Regions from separate parts of the Homo sapiens genome. Here regions 1 and 3 are each linked to region 2. The links are chromatin loops, found by intact Hi-C in ENCODE. Cell type or tissue: dorsolateral prefrontal cortex. All regions are shown on one strand. Region 1 overlaps COBL (cordon-bleu WH2 repeat protein). Region 2 holds the start of COBL (cordon-bleu WH2 repeat protein). Region 3 overlaps COBL (cordon-bleu WH2 repeat protein).

Region 1 (8,000 bases), 69 kb after region 2:
GTGCGGGGTGGACACAGGCCCATCAGAAAGAGGGCAGAGCTGTGATTACCAGGCTGGCCAGCTGGTGGAGGTTTGTCAAGGGAGTGTCTACTCTGTATTTTCTTTCTTCTTTTTTTTTTTGAAATGGAGTCTCACTGTGTTGCCCAGGCTGGAGTGCAGTGGTGCGATCTTGGCTTACTGTAACCTCCACCTCCCGGGTTCTAGTAATTCTCCTGCCTCAGCCTCCTGAGTAGCTGGGATTACAAGCAAGCGCCACCACACCTGGCTAATTTTTGTATTTTTAGTAGAGACAGGGTTTCCCCACATTGGCCAGGCTGGTCTCGAACTCCTGGCCTCAAATGATCTGCCCGCCTCAACCTCTCAAAGTGCTGGGATTACAGGTGTTTGAAAAATGTTCTTCTTCAAGCCAGTTCCTGGTTCAGTTTTCACAGCCAGCTCTGCAGAGGGTTTGAATGTGAGCCTCTGTGCCCAGTTTAGGTCTGGTGGCTCCTGGCAGCATTGTCTGGTAATCCAGTTGTTATTCTGATCAACAGAAGAATTGTAGGGTGGTGAAAGTGGAAAAATAAAGCTTTTATTGAGGAGCAAAAGTAAAAGGAAGGTGTCAAATCAGAACAAAGGTGATTACGAAGAAATGTGGGTATTCTCTGCTTGGAGAAGAGAAGTTACAAAATTTATTATGTTAATAAAAATGTAATTAGAAGGAGTGACATTGGAATCTTTCCTTGTCTAATCTATCTTTGAAGGATTTAGGAAGACATGTCCATTTCTGGATTCCATGCTCTGCCCTCATCTCAGACATGACTCATCCTGTGAGAATGGTTTCACGCTCACCTTTCCAGGCATATGTCCTGTGGGAAGGATGATGAGAGATTTCCAGGAATGTTTCATGCTTAGGGTTAAGCAATAGATTTTCTGTGTCTGTTTGTTGTGTTCACCTCATTGCCTTCCCTTTCAAGGATTCTGTTTTGGGGTTGCACGTCCTCATGTCACCTAATGGATAGTTCCCTGGATGGGGGCCCCCTCACTCACCACAGGTCACAGATAGCCTTGCCTTGAACACCATTCATCTGGATCTGATACACAGGAGTTCTGAGAGACAAGAGATTCACAAATGGGTTCAAAAGTTCCATCATTTAAACATATTTAATAGGTATATATGCAGACTTGGATAAATAAATTATACTATGTCTGTTTTAGAAAAAGATATGTTCAGAATGGGTCTTAACCTGGTTTATCTCAGTATCTTTTCCAAATCTTAATTACATAATGGGCTTAGAAAAAGTAAATTTTTGTTCAGACGATAAAGATTGTAAAGTTATCCCTGAATAAATTTGTATCTGAGGTACTTTTGTAGCTTTGGGGATGACTGAATAATTTTCTCCTTAAAAATTTAATCACTAGGCAACATTGTTGTGCCTATGCCCATTATTCTGTCTGAGGCATCTTTCATTTTTATTTTTTAAAATTTTGTTGTTAAAATATATTTCCTAGTTCTTTTAAATTAAAATGATTTGTATTTAGATATTTACAAAGACTGGGTAGATTGAGGAGTGTTAAAACTGATATAAACCAAAGACATTTTGTGCCATTAGAAAATAATCTCCAAAGAATCATTTGTGTCCTATTTGTAAAATGGGGAGTAATTTACCACTTGTGTAATTTACATGCACTCAAAATACACATTTTTAGACCCCTATCCTCCGTCTTGTACCATCCAACTGAATGTGAGGTTGAATAACAAGAACCAATGGATCGTCTGACAGTTTTTTTTAGGGGGCTGGCTGTGGTTCCTGGGGTCTTCTGAAGTGTCTTGCTGGTGTCTCCTTGAGGAACTGCAAAGCCCATGGTCGGGACATTTTGCTGTTCTTCTCTTCCCTTCCAATTAAGTGTAGTCTTCCCCATAAAATCGTATCTCTTATTTCATATTCTAAATCAACGAGATAGAGCAATATTATTTTATATGTAAGTTTTATGATATGAATCGTTTCATAACCACGGATGCACAGTAGGAGGAAAATTCTTTATATTAAACTCTTATCTTTTGTGCCTCAAAGTGGTAGACTCTGTGTTACAATTCTGTGTGCAAAGCCTGTTTTGCTCTGTCGCCTGGGCTTGAGTGTAGTGGCGTGATCTCGGCTCACTGCAGCCTCCCCCTCCCTGACTCAGACAATTCTCCCACCTCAGCCTCCCGAGTAGGTGGGATTATAGGCGTGCACCACCATGCCCAGCTAACTTTTGTATGTTTAGTAGAGACGGGGGTTTCACCATGTTGGCCAGGCTGGTCTTGAACTCCTGACCTCAAGTGATCCACCACCTCAGCCTCCCAAAGTGCAGGGATTACAGTGCTGGAATTACAGACATGAGCCATTGCGCCTGGCCTTGTGTTTGTTGTTTATTTATTTTTAACTTAAGTAGAATAACCCTTTGGCGTCTTCTTTCAGCAGTAACTCAGCTGATTGGTCTGCCTTAGGATAATTTCAATAGGGTCGAATATGGCAAGAACCAGCCTGGCCACTGTTTGCTGGAGTGATGCAGACCTTCTAAAGATCACTTTGAATAGGTGGAGGAGAAAGACTCCCCACCCCCTGCCATGAATGCCTTTATGTTATGGGAGATGGGAGCAAGCTTCAGCCATGAGATGCTTCCATAGTCACCTTGTCCCTACCTGTCCAGTGTCCACCTTTGTATACTTTCTTCAAAAGAAAAATAAAGCCACCATCTCCCCAATTCATCCAACCAGTTGTCTTGAAGTGTAAGATTTTAAAAATTCCTATTTCGTTTCCAATTTTCAACACTTCCAGGGAATCTGTTATTTATACCTTGCTAGCAGGAACCTCAGGAGATCCTGTCCAAAAGACTGGTTCTGATAGTTGAGAGGGAACAGAGAACATGATTCCACTGGCTGTGGGTAACATGAAGAGACAGCACCACTGAGAAAGCAGAGTGGCCCCGAAAGAAGAGAGACTCCAAGCTCATGGTGTTTGTTAGGGCCAATCCCAATTGGGAGTCATTTGGGAGAGTCTTCTCCATGGATGGCCTCTGGCCTTTAAGGTGCAAGCCTGTGACTTAACGTGGCAGATGGGAGGTAGAAAGGAGCTGAGGCTTCTGCCTTGGGCATGGAAGGGTGCACGGTCACCACAAGATTCCGCGATGACCACAGGTATCCGCTGGTTTTGTGAGGCACTGAGTCCTGCAGGCCCGCACTGCTTGGTGTTTGCAGGGAGGCTGCATCTGTGTTGGCTATGGTGACTTACTGGGGCGTGCTGGGCTCTAATGTTTAGGACTTGGTGGGGACAGGGGTCCACCCTAGGCTATTTTGGGAACACACTCTGATTTTTCTTTGAATCGTTCAATGTAGTCATTTATTGTTCATGTAGTTTAAAAATAATTAAAAATGTAAATGAGTCATCTGCACAAAAAAAGCCCATTTGTTCTTGCCAAACTCTGGAAGAAGTCTGCAAGTATGACAATCTGTGTAACTGATAGAATCTACAAATCAAGGACATCATGGAATTGCAACCACAATAACTCTTTCTTCATAAACATTATAATGCTTCATTAATCAGCGTTTCTGCATTTTATTTGAATGAGATAGAAGTTATATGGCCCAGATCTAATAGCATGGCCTGTGCTACACTGTACGGTGTGCAGGCAGGATTCTCTCTCCACCTCACGGGGGCTGACAGCCAGACCAGCAGGGATGTTGGGGCTGGGACAAGGTCAGGGCTGGGCTGTGTGCCAGGGGAGAATTTTCTCCTGGAGCTTTGGGGAGTGAGCCATGATTGGAAGTGGGATGAGAGGATGGGCAGGAGGCCCAGGGGAGGGGAATTGCTTGGTGCATGTGTCCTGCTGACAACAAACAGCATTTACTATGGGCTTCTGAGCTGTCAGGGACAGAGGAGGCGGCCCCTGCTGATGGAGATGGAGCTCCTGCTTGGATAGACTTGCTGCAGGCCATTTGTCTCCCTGGTCCAAATTATACAAGAAAATGCCATCTTCTTCATAGAGTCTTTTGTCTTTTTATTTCAAGTAGGAAACTTACATACTTGCTTTTCTGCATTAAGGCTAGGATATTTATTTTTTTAGTTTTAAATTCATGGAGTGATAAAAAGAAGTGTGAAATATTTTCTAAATGCTACTAGATATTTTTAGGCCTTTCTACTTAAAAATAAATGACACATACATACCACATGGTATAATTCATAGATATCTTCTTTGCATTTGCAGAGATCTTTGCCATAATGAAAACTAAGTCTTTGGATAATATATTATTTTTGCTAAAATCATTTCCTCACAAAATTTCAAGTTACTCTGCAGGCAGGATTTGTCCCTTACCTAACTTTGTTTTGCATAATTTGATAATGTCAATAAGAAAACTTTAAAAGTGCCCCAATGTTTGAATAGTGCCATATGGTTTGCGAGGTGCCTTTTGCTTATTTCACATCACTTAATCCCAGCCTTGCTTTTAGCTAAACAGTTGTGTCTATCTTATTGCCCCTCTAGAACCTTTCTGAGATCTGAGACCATACACTGTACTATCATTTATGTTATAGACTCCCTAGGAATTACCTTGTAAATGGTAGGTCCTGATACATGTTTGTAGAATGAATGAAACTGTATTTCTAATTTTATATATTTTTATATATCATTTCTTCTATGGATGTAATTCATTCATTGGACAGATACCTGTTGAGCTCACACTTCAGCAAGCTGCTGTTAGCTAGTCTGGTGGTTGAGACAGAATTGTCCAATCCAAGGGAGGAAGGGAATCAGTACAAATGTTGTAGAGCTGTGGAGAAAGTGTTTAGTACCGCAGAATTGGAATCTTAATTTAGGGTTTGCAGAAAATACTTCTAATTTCAGCAGGAGTGGGTAGGGATGAGGAGAAAGTGAAGATGAAAGAGTATGGGCTGGGTTTTAGAAGGGGCTGGTGTTTTGTTGGACTTTGATGGCAATTCCAGGTAGAAGAACAGCATCCACAAGACTCTGGAGATGTGAAAGCAGGAGTTTCAGGGAGCTGTGGACTTGCAGGAGAAGGGCGTGTGGGAGGCAGGGAAGGTCATCATGGGAAGAGGCAACTGATCAGGTCCGTTAGAGTGTGGAGGAAGCCTGGCTGTAAAGGCGCGGGTTTCGGAAGCTATGAGGAAATTGGGACATTGGGTGTAGGGCTCCTCTTTGGAGGCGTTTCCTCTTTTGAATGGAAGGAGGTGTGGAAAGAGGAAGGAAAGAACAGTCTCAGCTAGCGAGCCAAGACAGGGAGAGACTAAAGATAGGAGAGCAGAGAAAAAAATGGGTGAAGCCTTAGAAGAGATGTGAGCTTAGCCCTTTTCTGGAACTGCGTTCCTTGCAGGAACTCCCTGGGGTCTCTGCAGACAGAGGCGTGGTGAAGGTGGAGCCCAGGACAAGAACATGTTGGGCGAGGTCTTCCGGGACTTGGAATGGCTGCAGCAATGATATAATGGGGCTGAGAGCAATGAGCAGGAACATCTACCTGAGGGCCCTGTTGGGGTCACCGCACGTGACTTTGTGGGGAGGGCCTGTTTCCTCTGGCAGTGTCTTGCAGCCTGGGGGAAAGCTGAGGCACTTAGGGATTGGAACTGGAGCATGCTGTGGGTGAGAGAGAGTGGCCGTAGGAGAGGCTGGGCCCCATGAGACCCTATCGGTTTGGTGTGAAAGGGAGGAAGTACCTCTGTATTGTCAAATGGCAGCATCCACACAACTCTCTCTATCTGTGGCCAGAATATAGAGTTCCCTAATTGAAGGTTTTGGACATGTGAGTGGCTATTACAGCAGCCTGGCAAAGAAGGCCGTGTGATTGAACAAGTCAAGAAACCATGAAGTATTTGAAAAGTCAGTGTTTCTGTTTATGCCTTGGTGGATGACAGCAGGTGTACAGGAAGGAGGACAGCAAATACCCACTACAGTCATGGGGCACCGGGGCATGCTGGTCCAGGCGTCTGTAGAGGACTTAGACATTCTCCTTGGAGTGCGGCCTATTCTTGTGTTTACATTTTGCAGTGGAACATGGTTTGCAGCCTCAGTTCTCATTGGCAGGTTGTGCACTGGGTTTCATCCTGGAGCCTTGAGGGTGGGAGCTGAGCACACATGTGTGTGCAGAAAACTGTGCTGGAGAGGAGGGCGTGGGCAGAGCCATCTTGCAGGGACCAACATGGGGAAAGCATTTTCACATGATGGTTTATCTTTCCTTAGCTGATATATTTTTTAATTTTTAATTTTGAAGATTCACAGGAGGTTAGAAAGCTGGCACAGAGGTCCTGGTACCCTCCCCAGTTTCCCCGTGGTTGTGTCATCTGTAGTATAGGACAATACCAAAACCAAGAAGAGGACACTGGCACGGGTGCCCGCCACGTGCACGTCCTCACACCTGAAGGTCCATGCAGGCCAGACACGGCACCGCTCCTTCACCCCAAGACCTCCCTCTACCCCCTTTCAGGCACAGCCACCTCCTCCTGCCGTCCCCAACTCCGACAATCACTAGTCTGTTTTCCATTGCTATGATTTTTGTCATTTTGAGGATTTTATATCAGTAGGATCATACTGTACGTGACCTTCCAAGACTGCTTTTTTTCACCCAGCGTAACGTTCTTGGGCTCCACCCAGCTTGCTATGTTGCCTCCTTTTTCCTGCTGAGGGCTAGCCCGTGGCACGGGTGCACCAGAGTTTAACTGTTCACCATGATCCCCACATCATGTTTTCATAGATATATACAAGATTATACCTTAGCTCATTTTTAATTGTGTGGTGAGTATATAATTTTAAATTTCCAATAGATCCCGTAGTAGCAGCTGGTATTGAGTGCTTTGCAGTCCCATGAGGGCAGTGACATCACCGTCACCCCTGTGTCACCACTGGAACCGGAGGTACAGAGGGGTGAGGTGACTCGCACATAAGGGGGACAGGAAGTCACACCCCAGCGTCAGCTCCAGTACTTCTGCTCCCCGCACACAGCTGCCTTCACATCAGTGCAGCGAGGCCACAACATCTTTTCAGCTTCATGGAATAGCGTCCAGAATAGCCCCCACCTCAGCACGTTGGCTTGAACGTGTTCTCTTACATCAGTTCATGCCATGTTTTGCCCATCCGTCCTTAGTGGGACCAACGGGACTGGCTCACTCATCCAAGCAGTGCCACCAAGGCGAGTTTAACAAGCGCAGAAAATTGGTCTGGTCCCAGCTCTGTGTCCCTTCATACCTGGTCATCCCCTCCTGGGTGCCTGGTGACTTTGGGCAGCTTCCCAAGGGAGCACCCAGCCCTTCTTCTTTGGGGCCTGGACTTCCCTTGGTAGCGGTTACCCTGGGCTTTCCTCGGTGTCAGGTACCTTGTTGGATGAACCAGCTGTGCGGAGGTGATAATGTTGGCATTCGACAGGGCCTCCCAGAGAGGAAGCACCTGGGCGAGTGGGCCTCTTCTACCCAGGAGTCGGGTTCAGCTCTGTCTCCAGCTCTTCCAGGGCCCAATTCTCAGAACAGAGCAGATGGTGGGTATCTAGCTGTGTTCAAATCCTAAGTTAACATTTTCTGTTTGTGGATCTTATGAACCTGAAGATCATAACATTCAACAGCATCAAGTAGGTGACCTCAGAGATCAGAGTCAATTTATGGGTGAGGAATTGGCGTATAGCAGGGTCGGTGGACAGCTCAGGTTGATGACACTCTGGAACTTTCTGGCACCTTTTTTATACTGTACAACATGGAGCTGAGTCCAGCCAGGACAGCCTGTGATACCAGCAGAGGGTGTCCAGCTTCCTGTGTCTTGAGCAAAGAATTGGACAAAATGCACAAACAAAGCAAGGAAAGAATGAAGCAATGAAAGCAGAGATTTATCAAAAATCAAAGTACATTCCACAGGGTTGGAGTGCACCCGAGCAAGCAGCTCAAGAGCCTGGTTACAGAATTTTCTGGGGTTTAAATACCCTCTGAAGATTTCCCATTGGTTACTTGGTGTACACCCTGTGTAAATGAAGTAGTGGCCCACAGTCA
Region 2 (8,000 bases):
AGCCCTGTCTGTTACTGATTTCCTTGCCTAGCCCTCCCTATGAGGTGGCCACATCCACACCGCAGACAAAGGCTGGCATACAGTAGATGCTCAGAAATATCTGTTGAACTATACAATTTTGGAAAACAACTCCCCACAGTTGCATCTCTTGGGGCCCTTATCAGTCAGGGAAGTGTGGGTGGCAATATGCACAGAATCTGATCAGGTCCTAGGCCCCGCCTGCCCCCCCAGGCTCTGTGCCCCTCCCCACAGTTGACACAAGTGATCGGCAGTCCTGGCCCATTTAGATTGCAGGCCCTGGGTCACAGCGTGAAGCTCCTCCCTCTGGCAGAAGTCTGACCTTTACTCTGTGTCTCATCCTGACAGCTCTAACCAGGCTTAACCCTCCACTTCATTTCTGGAAACTGGTCCCTGTTGGGTTTCTGAGTAGATGTCTGGGGGCCTTCCAAGGATCTGAGGTTGTCCAGGCCTAGGGTCACCTGGGCCTTTTTCCTAGAACAGCAAGTTGCATCTTGGCCTGGAGGTGGCACGTCACCTCCTTCTCATTGTTTTTCTGGATGTTGAGGAGCTCTCTTACTCTTCACCATCCACCTGCTTCGGGCTTCCTGTTGCCATCTGTGCTCAGCATCTGAGACACTGGGTCACTCCGGGCTTCTTTTGCTCCATGTCCCCACCATACTTCCTCTTGCTGCCTCTGCCAGGTGCTTGGAGTATGTGTCACCTGTGAGGTGGACTTCTCCTTAGGGATTTCAATGGGGTCTGGCTCACAGTGCCTAGTCTAGTTTTCAGCTCTGGCCCCTCCTGGGCAGCCCTTCCCATGGTGGTGTCCAGAGCAAGGAGGGGCTCCCCAGATTTTGGGAGAGACTCTCTAATACCCACACCCAAGGTGCAAGAAGAGATTCATTCATTCAGTGCACCCTTTGTTTACTGAGCACTGACTCCACCCTGCTAGGCACTGCCCTAGATGCTGGGGGTGATAAATCAGACAAAGGCCCAGCGCTTGCTAAGATCACATGCTAGGGAGGAGACCAATGGCAAACACATGAGCAAAATATATGCGGAATAGGATATGTTATTTATGTTTTTTATTCCATTTATATATAATGTATATACATATTTATAAGTTTACATAAATACAAATTTTATGCATTCATATAAACATGTCTATAAATATAACACATTACATGTAAACATTTCTTTATAAACTTACATTTAAATATAAACACACACATATATACACACATACACATATACACACACACATATATATATACACATACACACATACACACACACATACAGTGACAAATGCTCAGAAGAAAATTAGGACAAGGCAGCAGTCAGGAGCTTGAGTGAGAGCTGCTTTTATTTTGTGTTTTAAGACAGGATCTCACTCCATTGTCCAGCCTGCTCCCCACTCGCCGCCCCGCCCCGTAGCTGGGATTACAGGTGTGTGCCACCATGCTCCGCTAATTTTTTTATTTTGTAGAAAGTTCTCCCAGGTTGCACAGGCTGGTCTCCGACTCCTGAGCTCAACTGCTCCTCCGGCCTTGGCTTCCCTGAGTGCTGAGGTTACAGGTGTAAGCCACTGTGCTCCGCAGGGTGCTTTTAGACAGAGAGGCCAGGAAAGGCTCCTTGGGGAGACCACGGGATGAAAAGGAGGAGGAAGAGCACTGTGGAGCAGCATCCCAGCCAGAGGCCCTGAGCCGGGAAAGCGCTCCACTCATGGGAGGCTGGGCTGCAGGGAAGTGAGCCCCAGGGCCACCTGGGGACTTAGGAAACCTTCTAGGTGGGAGCAGGGAGCACCCAAGATCTGCCAGCCACGAGTAAGGACTCACATTTTGCATATAGACTGGTCTGCCCCCCCTTCAGTTAATGAGAAAGCAGGGGATCAGAGGGAGGAAGGCTGCGCAGGCCTCTGGATACCTCATCCAATGACAAGATCGCAAGGGGAGCGTCACCCCCAACGCTATCAGGCTCGCCCGATCTGGCCTCTTGTTGGTCTTTTATTCGAGTCATTGAAACCATATGAAACTGCCACTTTTATAGGTCAGCCCATCATACCAACCAAGATCTTAGAGAGTGGAGGTGAAGTTGGGCAGATAAGGGACCTCTGGCTGACTTGCTCTGGGCCCCGGCGTGGCCGGCAGGACCTGCATATCTGCCCGCCAGCCCGCACTGGAGTGGCAGGGTTGTGCCACAGTAGCGCCCAGTGAATCAGGTTGGCAAACTTAAGCGAGCATTCACCTAGAGCGAGTGAGTTGTTAGCAAAGCGAGGCCGCGCTCCAGCCCGCACTGTTTCTGATTCCGTGGGACCTGGTGGGCCCCAGAAATCTGCATTTCTAACAAGTTCCCAGGTGTTCCTGACGCTCCCGGTCGGGACTCCCACTTTGCGACCCTACGCACTAGACATTTGCTGCACGGATAAAGGTCAGAGAGCGGTGCCGGACACTCACTTCTCACCCTCCAACGTCAGTCCTCCCGGGCTGGTCCGCCCACCTCGCCCTCGCACGGCCTCCAGGCTCCAGGTGGTTCCCCTCCCCCAACTCCGCCAGGAGGCGCCGGCCCCGGGATCCCCCACTCCGCCCAGAGAGGGTCGCGCTCCCCCCAGGGGTGGAGGAGCACGGGGAGAAGCCCTCTGCCGCACCCGCGGGTGTCGGTGCAGGGCCCAGGTGCCGGAGGATTCCTTCCCCGGACGCTCGCCGCGGGCCGGGTCGGGACTCTGAGCAGGCGGGGCGGGGCGGGGCGGGGGCGGCGCTCCGGTGGGCGCGGCAGAGCAGCCGGGGCGGGGGCGCGGCGCACCTTGCTCCCGGCGCCCCCGCCCCGCGCCGCCGCCAGCCCCTCCCTGCGCTCCCGGCGCCCCCGCCCGCTAGAGACGATTCCAGCCCCTTCCGTCCGCCGCGCTCCGCCGCTGTCCTCCGCCGGCCCGCGTGGGAGGACGATGGGTCAGCGCGGAAAAAGTGAATGAGGGCGGCAGCGGTGGCGGCGGTAGCCAGCGCCTGACTCGGCGGGCCCGGAGCACCGCCCGCGTCCCGGCCCCCGGCACCATGGACGCGCCGCGCGCCTCGGCGGCCAAGCCCCCGACCGGGTAAGCGGCCCCGCGGTCGGGCGGGGTGGAGAGGGGGCTTCCCTGGGCTCGGACGCCCGCGTCCGCACCGCGCGCTCCCGGGCAGGGCGCCCTCTCTGCCGCCCCAGCGGGTGCTGGTGGTAGTGGTGGAGCAGGTGGTGCGGTGCTGGTGTTGGGTGCTGGTGTTGGGTGGTGGTGCGTGCTGTGTACTTTGGGCACCCGGGTCGTTGCCCAGGTAACCGTGTCGGGCCGGGGCCGGAGCGCACTTTTCGCGCGGGGTGGTTTGTATGCAGGCGTCCTTATGGGGGTCCCCGCCAGCACAGCCCCCACTCAGCTCCGAGCTTTCCTCAGGCCCCCCAAGTGTTTGCCGTAGGGGTGGAGCGGGGAGCGAGGGGACGCCCGGCCTTTGACTCCGGCCTCTTCCCTGCGGGCTTGCCCCTGGCCGGTTCCCATCAAGTCTTCCCTCTCCCGGCCTCGGCGGCAGCCCCAGGATCGGCTCTCCCGGCAGCGTGGAGGGGAGGGCTCCCCGGCTTCGCAGCCGCCCGGGCCCCGCGTTCTCGGAAGGTGTTCGGATTGCCCGGAGGGTTTCATGGCAGCAGCTCTCCCTCCCTGCCTTTATTCCAGGGTCTCCCCTGGCAGTGGAAGGGGCGTCCTAGTGGGGCCAGGCCTGAGGCGCAGACATCCGTAGCGGACCCGCGAGTCTGGCGGCCCATCCCTGTCTTCGCGATTCCGCTTTTGCCCAAACCTCTCCCGGTTTCTGTTTGCTATCCCCACACCTTGCGTGCAGGGATTACACGTCACATTCAGGATTTGACTCTCAGAAAGAGTAATTTCCCTCAAACAGGACGAGCAGCCCTGCTCATTATTCAGACCCCGAGCCAGGTGCGCCGTGCTCATCCCGGCCAGCGGTGCAGGCTGGGCCGCGGGGTAGCGCGCAGTCCCGGTGGACTTTGTAGTTTTCAGCGCGGCGCGCCGGGGACCTTCGAACTCGCTCGCTCGCCTGGAGCAAATGTGTATGAGTCTTGCAAATGGAATGAGGGTTGGGGTGAGCCCTGCACCTGCTTACTGAATGGGCCCACTTTCTGCTATGGCAACTGGACTTGAAGGAGGCAGCTTTGGGGACAACAAATCTTTTTTTCTGTTACAGTTGTGTCCCACTGACTCACCCTGCCCATGTGCCCATAGGCGGGCGTGTTGCCCAAGTGTGTAAAAGACTTTCAGTCGGGCTCTTTTTAAAATTTTAAAGTTTTCCTTTAATGCCAGGAAAAGGTGAGCCAGGTTAGCAAATCAAATAATCCTGAAGCTGAGGAATGTTAAAAAGAAGTTTTCTTTCTCTCTCTCTTTTTTTTTTTTTGCAGTGCACTTACTGGTGGTTATATAATTCTCTTTGAACAAACAAATTCCCCAGAAAGAAAGTAAATGTGGGAAATCCTTTTTCATGGTAATAGGCATCCCAAAATAACAGGGAAATGTGAAACAGAGGTATCTTTAAATCTGTGGCTTTCATAGCCTATTAAATGAGCCTATTTAAGGACACTGAATTATTTTGTCACTATCACCTTATAAATAAATATGAAGACAGAGAGAACATTTAAAAGGCCGGCAAAACTGTATCCAAAGAGTATCTGTAAGATCCTTGAAGGGAGTCTAATGATAGAAGTGAAAGGACTTACCCTAAGAGCGTGGCACTCTTTTCAGCCTGGTACTGTGTGGCAAGAGGTAGTCGAGGGCTGGCCTTCTCAGGGCTTCCCAGAGCTCTGATTGGCTTTCATATTTGAATTGCAAAGTAAAACTAAGGATTTTTGCTATGGAAAACATGAAATTATTCCTGATGCATTCAGTTCTTTCCCTCACTCATATCCAGTGTCTAATTTACTTGTCCGAACATCTTTGTCCAAGAAATGTAGACATATTATTTTTAACTTCTATTGTTCTCACTTTGTCATTTGTTAATACTTTCAGTGAAGAAGCATCAAGAAAATGTTAATATCCTTATATTTTTTCAGACAAGAATTACGTGTTTAATAAGCAATTTTGTGTTCAAATCTGAGGAGATAAATGGTGTTAGGTCTTCGAATATTTTATATAATTTAGGTGTATGCTTGCTAATTATAAAGGTTAGATATTGCTGTGAAATTTGTGGCTTTAGTACATTATTGGTGGCAGGCAGATTCTGTTGGCTCTTCACTGAGATTACTCCTCTGTTCCCTGAGATTAAGGCAGTGTTTGCAGTGTGCTTGAGGGAAATTTGTTTTCCATCTGATTCTGCAACCGTTTATTATAAAATCAAACTTTCAGTAAGCCTCTGTCTTCCCACATGATAACAAACTGATGTGGTGAAGCTGTTGCTGTTGCTGAAACTACCACTCCTCCTTGTGTTGTATAGAAACAAGCTAGACTGGGTGCAGTGAATTAACGAGATTTCACCCTGTGGCCTACAAACGCTCTTCTAGAAGATTACTGAAGGGAGATAGGTTGGTGAATGTAAACTCACTGACTCTGTGTCTGGCTAAATTATTAACAGGTAGTTATTAGTTATCTTTGTGAAAAACACAAATATACGTTTTTACTTGGATTGAAATTGTATGTTTTTTACTAGGAATTTCATTAAAACAGTGATGTATGACTTCCTTGACTCCTGGGGAAAGTGTTCTTTTAGGAAAGAGGCTGTGTGCAAAAACTAACAAGTCAGACTTGATGTGACTTTTAGGGAGTTTTAGAGCTCAGTTGAAGTATAAGAATTGACAGAATACTCAGAACACAAGTAAAGGCAAATTGCCTTTTGGTGAGGTTTTGAAGTATATTTAACTCTCTACTTTATCTGTTTACTTTGCGTTTGTCTGAATATTTATAGGAGCCATCCCAGTAGTCGGCTGTTACAGAACACAGGGCTAAATTTCCCATTGGACCCTCTGTTAATAAAGGACAGAAGAAGGCTTGCTGTTTGGCAGGACCATGCTTAATTTTTTTTTTCCTATGGAGGAAAGACATGTTTCTGTAGAATACAGTAATCTCCAATGACATGAAATGTCAAAACAGCTGGTGCATTTGATCAATGGCTGTATTCAAGCAGTTTGCTCATGTAAAAATCAGTGGAAGTTTTGCTAATCAGTTTCGTCAAAATGTGGACTTCATGTACACATAGCTGTTATTCATTTCTTTGCATAAATTTATATTTATTTAATCAAGTTATTAGAACCAAAAGAAATTTTAAAAAATTAATCGAAGTGGGTAACTTGAGCTACTCTAGTCCTGTCGGTGCCGCACATAGTATTAAGTGTAGAAGGCCTGTGACTCTTGGTAGTGACATGGGGCAGCCACAGTGACATTTTGTATGAAACCCTCATAAGCATGCAGATATTAAGAAAATATTAACTCTACACCATAATAGGAAGCTTAGGTTTCTAGGCCTTTGGCTTTTGGCTAACATGTTAGAGAAAGTGTTTACATTCTTTCAAATGAGAGCATGTATAATGAACTGTTACATAAAACTTTTCCCGTTAGATTTGAGCATTATTTTTAAAAGATATTACTTCTGAGCTACTCTTTATTTTGGCAATTCATTTAAGAAAGTAAAAGTTAAGAATTGCTTGATGTAATGTGGAGAGTAGGCCTAGGAATTTTAATGTTTTGTAATTAAAATATTTACTAATAAATTAGAAGAGTTGGACATTTCTGTGTTGCAATATCACATAGTCTCAGAGCATTTTTATTATTTCTCAGTGGTTCTATAAAGGGGATAGAACTGAAGTATGATTAAAATTTGTTACAAAGGTATTTGTTAAGTGTTGCATCTCTCCTGCCCCCAGGAACTTTTGCCTGCAGTCCCTCCTGTGTTTTCTCGTGACCTCCAGTGCACAGGTGGAGTGGATTATTATTGAGTGGAACCTTGACCCAGGCAGAGCGACAGCCCCCACGTATATGCAGGCCTGGATTCTGTGGACTTCTTAATTTGGGATCCAGGGAATGAAGTCATAATCTGTGTCCACGCAAGTGCTCCTGTAATTATTAAGAAAACAATGATTATAGGATGCATCTATACACCGTAATAAGTAGTTTAGGTTTCTAGGCCTTTTGTGCTTTGTTATAAATTTATGATTAAATTTAATTTTGTAATTGATCTGCAGTTTTGAAAAGTGAGCATAAATATTTGATACCAAAGTAGTATTAATATTTAGATCAAGGACATACAAATGTGAAATATGCTAACACTTGGTTCTGATTTAGACTTGAACTTTGTAAATACACTAAGAGTTCCTGTATTTATTTATTTTTTTGGTGGGGGGACATAATCTCACCATGTCACCCAGGCTGGAGTGCAATGGTGCGATCTCAGCTCACTGCAACCTCCACTTCCTCGGTTCAAGCGATTCTCCTGCCTCAGCCTCCGGAGTAGCTGGGATTTACAGGTGTGCACCACCACACCCAGCTAATTTTTGTATTTTTTTTTTTTTAATAGAGACGAGGTTTCACCATGTTGGCCAGGCTGGTCTTGAACTCCTAACCTTGTGATCCGCCCGCCTTGGCCTCCCAAAGTGCTGGGATTACAGGTGTGAGCCACTGCCCCCGGCTGAGGTCCTGTATTTATTATATGGTGTTTTCGTACATTCCTTCATTCTCTCCCCATCCACATTTAATTATGAAGGTTTTATGCGTTGGTTAATTTTAATTGTGTGGTTTTTTTTTTCAGTTACCTTATACTATAGCTGAAAAAAAGTTGGTATTTCATGACCCACTGAAAGCTTTTACATATCTTCATCTTTGTACTTTTTCTTTATTTAAAATACTGTAGTTATTGGTTTATATTACTACATAGAGATGTATTGATAATATGCCTTTTTACACTTTTATGATTTTCATTTATTTGAGTTGTAAATTTTAGTTTCCATCTCCCCCATTTTATACTTTGCTTTCTCGCTTCCACCTTGTCACT
Region 3 (8,000 bases), 58 kb after region 2:
CCTGGGAACACAGCCATGAATATGACAGGTGAGGTCTCCCTGCAACTCTGACACATTATGTTCTAGTGGGGGAGATAGAGAGTAAATAAATAAAGTATAATTTCTGGAAGTGATACTGAGTTGGAAGAGAGTTGCAAGGGCTGCAGTTTTTTTATAGGCGTGTGCCACCACGCCCAGCCAAAGGCTGCCGTTTTGGATGGGCTGTCAGGAGAGCTTCTTTGAGGAGGTTTTGCTGTACATGTACGCCTCTCAGTGAAGAGAGGAGTAAGCCATCTACTGTGTACGGCAGCATGTGCACATCTCCTGCGGTGGGGCTGAGCTTGGCGTGTGTGAGCAGCAGGAAGGCAGGCAGTGTGGCAGGAGTAGTGGGGCTCTGGGGAGAATGGCTGGAGGTGAAGCAGGAGAGATGGGCAATGGAGAAGGGGTATGGAGGTTTATAAAGTTCATGAGATGCCCTCAGAAGGTTTTGGGGAAAGGCAGGATGTGATCTGAGCCTACCCTCCCTATCCCTCCAGAGAAGTCATGGCTAAATGCAAGTGCCCTGTTATTGACCTGCCTGGAGTCCTCTGAGGGTTTCTGCCACCTCTGGGATAAGATCCAGGCTCTGCCGCCTGGTCCCTGCATCCTTTCCATGGCTGCCCTGCTGCACACTGTCAGTCCCCAGCTGCAGCTTACCTGCGATCCCAGTTCTTCACACATCCCACAACCTTTCCCATCTTCTCCTGTAGCGACCCTTCCTTATGCTAGACATGTCCTTATCCCATTCTGCAACACATAGCTCAACCAGTGCCTTGGAATTGTCCCCTCAGGCCACTACCCTCTTTCCTAGAAAGAGCATCTGCTCCACGAGCATTGTATATGAGCCTTTCTCATGGCACAAGCCTTGGTGTCTTGAGTGTTTGTTTATCTGTGTTTCCTACCAGTGATGGACTTGCATCAGGGAGGGATCCTGTTATCCTCATTTGTGGATGTTTAGAATCTATCCCAGATACTGACCCATGGAAGATAAATAGTAAATGTCTTTTGAGTGAATGAAAGAATGAATACAAATCATGTGATCTTTCTCCCTTTTTATTTTCAATGCAAACTTTACATATTATCCTGTTCTATAAATGAGATAGACAAAAGCCACTTCATAATTTATTTTAGGTCTTTAAAAATAGTATATGGTCTTGATAGAGTGAGTGCCATCTTCCCCATGTGGTAGAGTTACGCATGATCAGTAGCTACAACTCTAGAAAGATAATGGAGCAAGAGCAAAGAAAAATCCCTTTGGTTCCAGAAAATCTCCTGAAAAAGAGGAAGGCTTATCAAGTCCTCAAAGCCACCCAGGCAAAGCAGACACTTTTGGAGAAGAAGGAGCAGAGGAAAGGAAAAGGGCTCAAGTTAAACGACTGGAATCATTCCTATATGATTCCTGGTGGCAGAAACGTGACAAGATGCATCTCAGATGACTAGAAGTGAAACCTCATGCCTTGGAATTGCCAGATAACATTCCTTGGCCTTTATTGTACGCATTGAAAGGATTAATGACATGAGTTTACTGGTGCAGAGAACCATGGCAAGACTTCGCCTAAAGAAAATTTTTAGTGGTATCTTTGTAAAAGTCACCCCCCAGAACCTAAAAATGCTGCCCATAGTGGAAACTTATGTGATCTGGGTATTTCCACATCTGAAGTCTGCCTGGGAACTCATTTTGAAATGTGGATGAGCCAAGGTCAAGAATAAGACCATCCCTCAGACAGACAACACAGTGATGAGGAGCACCAGGGGAATTTTGGTGTCATTTGCTTGGAAGACCTCATTCATGAAATTGCCTTCCTGGAGAAGCATTTCCAGGAGATCTCATGGTTTTTGCGCCCTTTCCACTTCTCAGTGGCCCATCTTGCTACCACAAATAGAGTGGGTTTCCTCAAGGAGATGGGCCCCACCTGGCTGTCGGGGTGAACACATCAATCAGCTCATCCACCAGCTGAACTAGACCCAGGTGAGGCAGGGCTGAAAACTGCCCTTGGGCTGACTTTTGATGGGTCATGCCTTGCCACTTAAAAGTGCTTTTTGCAGTTACTAGTATTCCTATTAGTAACCGTGAGATTGGGTTACTCTTTTTTTTTTTTTTTTTTGAGCTGGAGTCTCACTCTGTTCCCCAGCCTGGAGTGCGGTTGTGTGATCTCGGCTCACTGCAACCTCCACCTCCCAGGTTCAAGCGATTCTTCTGCCTCAGCCTCCCGAGTAGCTGGGATTACAGGCAATCGCCACTGCATCTGGCTAATTTTGTATTTTTAGTAGAGACAGGGTTTCACCATGTTGGTCAGGCTGGTCTTGAACTCCTGACCTCAGGTGATCCACCTGCCTGGGCCTCCCAAAGTGCTGGGATTACAGGCATGAGCCACCGCGCTCGGCCGAGATTGGGTTACTATTAAGGGTAACTTTGAGATTGGGATGACAGAGGAGGCTGGTACTAATAGATGGGAGACCTTCTGGGAGCGATGAATGCCTGATTAGGACATTAGGCTATGCATAGCCTAAGAGTTATAAGCTTAAAGATGTTGAGTGACTAAAAACTGTATTGCTGTGGTCATTTAGATGGAAATGGGGAAGGAATAATATTAATAACTGATTTCAAAAAGGACTTAAAGATATGAATCATTTATTTTGCTGAAGAAATCTTAACTCTTTTTGAAATTACTTTTTATTGCTATTTGTTATTACTCTTAAGTGCCACACTGCAGTAAATTTTTTTCAATGCAGTAGAAGCATGTGTTTTTGCTTTTTTGGGGAATTTTTATCAAGTATGTTCAAAGAAGATTATTTCCTGCTTTATCTTCAAAAGCTGGAAAGGAAGGGTCAAAGAAAAGACAGTAGGTTATGTTCATGGCAAGCACCTCTCATCACAGTCCAATTCCAAGGAAAAATTTCAGTGTTTTCTACATTGGCTGCCGCCTCGTCTGAAATCAGTACATTCCATGGAGGAAGGAGTCCTGCTTTGTTGTGTCATCTGTCCTAGGGTTTAATGTCGGTAAATGAGTAACTCTACCATTTGTCCAAGGGTCCCTAAGACTCCTGCAGTGATCAACCAAGCCCAGGGACATAATTGAATCTGGAGATTCCTGGGGCTTTGTTTTGAAAAAGACTTGAAATATACATAGGAAGAATGGCACAAAAATAAATGTTCACTTGTCTCTTCAAAAAAAAAAGTATATGGTTTTAACCATTCATTGAAGAGTTATACACTTTTAAATAATAGCTTGTTCTTTTAATTTATTTAGGGTAGTCAGTTATAACTGTCTTCACTAATTAAGTGTTGCTTCTAGTTATAAAAAAGTATATTTTGAAAAGAGCTACCTTATTTCTAGGAAAGTAATTTAAAAATTAGCAAACAAGTACACTATATTACAGGTAAATAAATAATACATTTTCCTTGTTACAACGAATACACTGTGTCTTAAAGCTTAGCTTTAAAGTTTAATTTCATTAATCAAAACATTTCCTCATTGATTATCAATACCTGCTTGCAGGTCTTATAGGAATAGACAGGGAAGATTTCATCAAAATCTGAGTGAACTTTTAGTGCTTTTGTTAATCTATCTGTTTTTTTAAAGATCAGATTATTTTACTAAATATTAAAATGGCTCTAGTGTACAAATTCTTTCATATTTGGTGTGATTAATGCCAAATATTAGCAATATTTTTAGAAAACAGAATTTTAACTGAAATATATTTTATGTATACATCTTATAAAATTATGTATATTTATATATAGGTTTATCTATAAATATACATAATCCCAGAATAAGTAACTTGGTCTCAAATGAAAGCATATTCAATCTAAACATTGAAGTGTATAAGCCTACTTTCTTATGCAGAATGAACCTTTGCATATTGCTTGACGGTATTCTGGATATACCAAATTAATTCCATGATTTATAAAATCGTGGTGGTGCTTGATACAGTTCAGTGTATGTGTCCACTGTGTTCTATTCCTCTACTTTCTTTAGATATGCTATCGTTTATCCTCAGTCAAGCCAAACCAGAAGAATGGCATATTCGACTGCATTGTTTGGTCTCTGTATTTAATGACTTCTACTGAGTGGAGTCTTGGTGTGATGTAGGTTTTATTGAGGGGAGAAGCAACTGTTGGAAAACCATCTTTGTATTTTTGTTTTTTGGCACGTTGTTGGGGACGTAATTCACTATTGCACACCATGTCTCCAGCATGAGGGCTGCAGGGCACTGGTTCTCTGGATCTGTCTTCTTTTATCTTGAGACATGGGAGCTTTGAATCTGGCTTTGCATCTCATCTTTGCCATGACCGCTAGGAAGCTCAGAGCCTCATCTTGCTACTCTGGAATGCAGGCTATGCAACAATATATGTGACACTTCCACTGGACTGGTTTAGTTTCTGCTCTTCTGGGCTTCCTCATTCCCTGTTCAAGTCTCGTGTATATTTTATATAATATAATAAATGAGTAAGGAAAATTAGTAAAGGAATCCTTAGCTCTGCTCTGGTGCTATATGTAAAATTCCATGTCTAAGAAGAGTGGAATTACTCACTTTAAGCAGTAAATCCGGGAAGCAGCTGTCAGACAGGAAATATTTTTGAGTAAAACAATATAGTGAGGTAATAAAACTTCTCATTAGAGCACCTATCATCATTTAGCCAGTTGGTGACCTTCATCAAGTCTCACAGCTTCTCTGGGCTTTCATTTCCTCACTGGTGGTGGTAGTAACACTTGCCCTGCCTCTGCCTGGGATCTGTGAAACCACGTGACGCTTGCAGGAGTGCTCTGGAGGCCCTACTAGGGCGATTGAGTGGATGTGGATCCGGGTAGTGGTGCTGCCCCAGGGCATCTTCCACGGTGTTTTTCCATGAGATCCGAACTCCTGAGTGAAAGCCCAGGCCCACGTGGGTGTGGTCATTGCCTCTTCGTTGTGTTCTGAAATTGGACACAGCCTGTGAGTTATTGTGTGCACTGAAAGCCCCAGCAGTGGGCCCTCCTGACACACAAAGACTTGCTTGTGGCCCTGGGAGTCAGCTTTCCAAAGAGCCTGAGAGTGGAATGGTGGGACCCGGGCTCCTGCAGGGAATTTCATGGCCTGACCTTTTGTGCCTCGGCTCCAGCCCTTTATTTAGTGTGCTACAGTATATATAGATTGAGAATGCTAATTTGTTCTTTGCCAGCTAAAGTACCCAGGGCAATATGATGAGGAGTCAATTTAAAGGACTGCTGTCTTGGGTGGGCCGCCTGGAAACACTCCTGCCTTTGTGCTTGTGCTTGATAGTGCAGCTGCTACGACAGTGTGACATGGAATTCAGGGTCTCAGCTGAGCCACACGGCATTCCAGAACACATTTCAGAAATCCTTTAAGCATGGGTGTGTTAGAACAAGGAGTAAAAATAGAGACCAAGCTTTTGGTGGAGAGAAGGCTAGGTGCTGGCCCGGGTCCCCAGGCCTCTGGTTGTGAGATCTGGCCTTGCCCTCAGGAGCTGGGCTTCTCAAACTCTGCACAATCTAAGGGACAAAGCAGGGGCTGGGCTGGAGTCTCATCGGTCAGCTGAGTGGCCGCATCAGGTGGGGCAACATTCAGGGCCTGCATTGCTCCTGCATCGGCACACCACCTTGATGTGAGGTCATCGGAACCTCCTGAGGTGACACCACTGAGTGCCTGGCTCACTGCAGCCCCGTGATTCATTGTGAGTCTCTGCTCTCTACCCTAAGCCCTGTGGAGCCCTTGTTTTTGCCAGGAGGAAGTGATCTCGGCAGAGAACTTTCCTAGTCGTGCCACTGGTCATTGCTAGAGTATGCTCAGTCCCCTTCTTTGTTCTCTTCCATGGGTGAACCCAGGCCTGGCCAAACTTCTGAGCATGTTCCTCCAGACCCTCAAATATGCAGACCCTCCCTCATGGGATGAACACGATGCGGGAATGAAAGACAACTGGTCTCACTGCAAGTGAAGGAGGCCCTGGAGGATACTGTTCCACATTGTTTCTCTAGTTTGGTCCCTAATAATTTTATAAAGAGGAGATATAGGAAGGGCTGCATTGTGGTTGTTGATGAGTTTCCCAGAGAATGAATCTTAAGAGTCACACAATGGGTTGGATGTTACTGTCTCTGACAGTAACACTGATGACACTGCCCAGCAGTGCCTCGGGCAGCAGTTCCTCATTTTATCTTTGTAACAGCTGAAGGAGGTCGCTAGGATTATTCTTCTCTTAATTGCATCATGTATTTTAAATGTTTGTTTATACGCAAGGGAAGCTTGCATATTCTACAAAGCAGGGTCAGAAATAGTGTAAAATATTCAGATTGATTCAGGCTTCACATGGATCCTGTGATTTAGTGTTTAGTGTGACTTAGCTTTCAGAAATATATGTTTGGGTAGCAGCTTGAACTATCCACAACGTACTTTTTAATTGAGTGGGGAGGGATACATAGAGATTGAATCATGGTATAAGATGTAACTTTTTAAGTATTGTTAGAGCTTTTAAATAGTAATCAGCAACTGAGAAACCAGTACATCAACCACATTTATTCAGCCCTTTGATAAGGTCTGAGGAAGATCACGAGAAAATGTAACACAAATTGAAATCAGCTGCCCAAGGGTTGATGTTTTTCACCTTATGCAGTCCCCTTCATGAGGTCAGATGGTGGCTGTGGAGCTTATGAAAAAGCTGGTGTTCATAGACATCAGTGCATCTTGGCTGCTGGACTCATAAGAACTCAGTAGGCCACTTTCTAGAGAATTCTAGGTAGTCAACCATTCTAGAATCTGATTGAGAAGAGTGGTGGAGAGGATTGGGGGTCCACCTGTACCTCAAAGAGGATGGAAAAATGGGGGATGGAAAGAGAGGGAAGGAAGACAGATAACAAGGGTATATGTGCACATTACCAGGATGTTGTTTGAATGTTGGCCAATTTGTTTTGGTTTGGTTTAGTTCAGTTTTAGATTTGATGTTGAAAGTAGTTTTTGTCTATTTGTTGCAAGTGAATAGTGTGTTTTCCCTTATATACAAGTCTATATGTAGGACTCAGTTTAGCACAAATAATACTTCTGTACCAGAAGGACTACAGTATAATCATCGGAGGTCATACGCCTCTCATCCTTCCATTTTCTTCTAAAACAGTTGGTCACAGTCTTGCCTCATCTATGAAGGTCACTTTACATCAGCCATAAAAGTGAAAGGGAAAAATCATTATGAGCTGACATGGAGTGATTTGCAGTAATCATTGTCAATGAAGAGGGGACATGGAAATTGTTTATGGTATATATCTTTGTGCAAGAAAGAAGAGAAAATAAGAATAAACACATATTTGCTTTCTTTTGACAAAAAAAAAACAACTCAAAAAGGAAGAATGAGGATGTGTGGGAATGAGGTATCCAACATAAAAATAGGAATTAGATTTCTTTGAATATGGCTTGCTTATATAATTTTGATTTTGAACTACACAAGTTTTTATATATTCAGAAAACAGAATAGCATCAAAATTGAAAAAGGAAATTTTAAAGTTGAAAAACAGAAACAAAGGAATCTAACTGTCTAAAGTTGATAACACAACTGCCCAGAATAAAGACTTAATTCTGATAATTTTGAACAGTTTTCTGACCATATATCTTTATTGGAACATATTTTAAGAACAAAAGAAATGGCAAATAACTGTTGAGATTTATCTGGTACAATTATAGTTGGTAATGGTGTTGTGTTGTAATTCTTAAATTATTTTGTAGGTATTGTAGGTGGTACAAAAAATAAAATACAATGATGTTATTGGGAATGGAAGTTCTAACTGTGGAAGAAGGGCTACAAGCAGTGTGAATTCTCTCACTCTCCTTTTCACTCTCTCTATAATTAGAAATACAAAATAAATAGCAATGATACCTTTCCAATAGTTACATTAACTACAGTTTCCCACATGGATCCTTGGAGAAATGGCTGATTACAGATCTTGACAAGGTTGTGCCTGGGGTATCTTGTGCTAGAAAGCAAGAAGGTGTTCAAA

Evidence for each region. Peaks named below come from ENCODE experiments on the same cell type or tissue, not always from the same donor. Only the 100,000 strongest peaks of a DNase experiment are listed, where the experiment ranks them.
Region 1: it touches region 2 in a loop (2.7-fold over the local background); 10 of 110 quality-filtered maps call a loop at or near these places.
Region 3: it touches region 2 in a loop (2.4-fold over the local background); 17 of 110 quality-filtered maps call a loop at or near these places.

What each region holds. Positions count from the first base shown.
Region 1 is chr7:51,242,222-51,250,221 of GRCh38, reverse strand. All of the region lies in intron 1 of COBL (cordon-bleu WH2 repeat protein), which reads left to right. Among named protein-coding and RNA genes, the nearest start is that of COBL, 71 kb to the left of the region's middle. RefSeq lists an enhancer at 5,904-6,404. In dorsolateral prefrontal cortex, a CTCF peak has its summit at 3,887; DNase peaks (open chromatin) are centred at 3,201 and 3,831; H3K27ac peaks cover 7,806 bases.
Region 2 is chr7:51,311,681-51,319,680 of GRCh38, reverse strand. COBL (cordon-bleu WH2 repeat protein) reads left to right here and starts at 2,872. Exons shown (of 13, transcript NM_015198.5): 1 at 2,872-3,088. The coding sequence starts at 3,048. LOC124901633 (a long non-coding RNA gene) reads right to left here and starts at 2,697. Exons shown (of 2, transcript XR_007060324.1): 1 at 2,457-2,697; 2 at 1,349-1,634. RefSeq lists enhancers at 1,428-2,020, 2,021-2,614. In dorsolateral prefrontal cortex, no CTCF peak of the experiment used is centred here; DNase peaks (open chromatin) are centred at 2,249, 3,307, 4,140, 4,797 and 2 weaker places; H3K4me3 peaks cover 4,914 bases; H3K27ac peaks cover 8,000 bases.
Region 3 is chr7:51,253,410-51,261,409 of GRCh38, reverse strand. The region is part of intron 1 of COBL (cordon-bleu WH2 repeat protein); the gene reads left to right. It also overlaps the pseudogene RPL7L1P2. Among named protein-coding and RNA genes, the nearest start is that of COBL, 59 kb to the left of the region's middle. In dorsolateral prefrontal cortex, no CTCF peak of the experiment used is centred here; a DNase peak (open chromatin) is centred at 4,919; H3K4me3 peaks cover 505 bases; H3K27ac peaks cover 7,381 bases.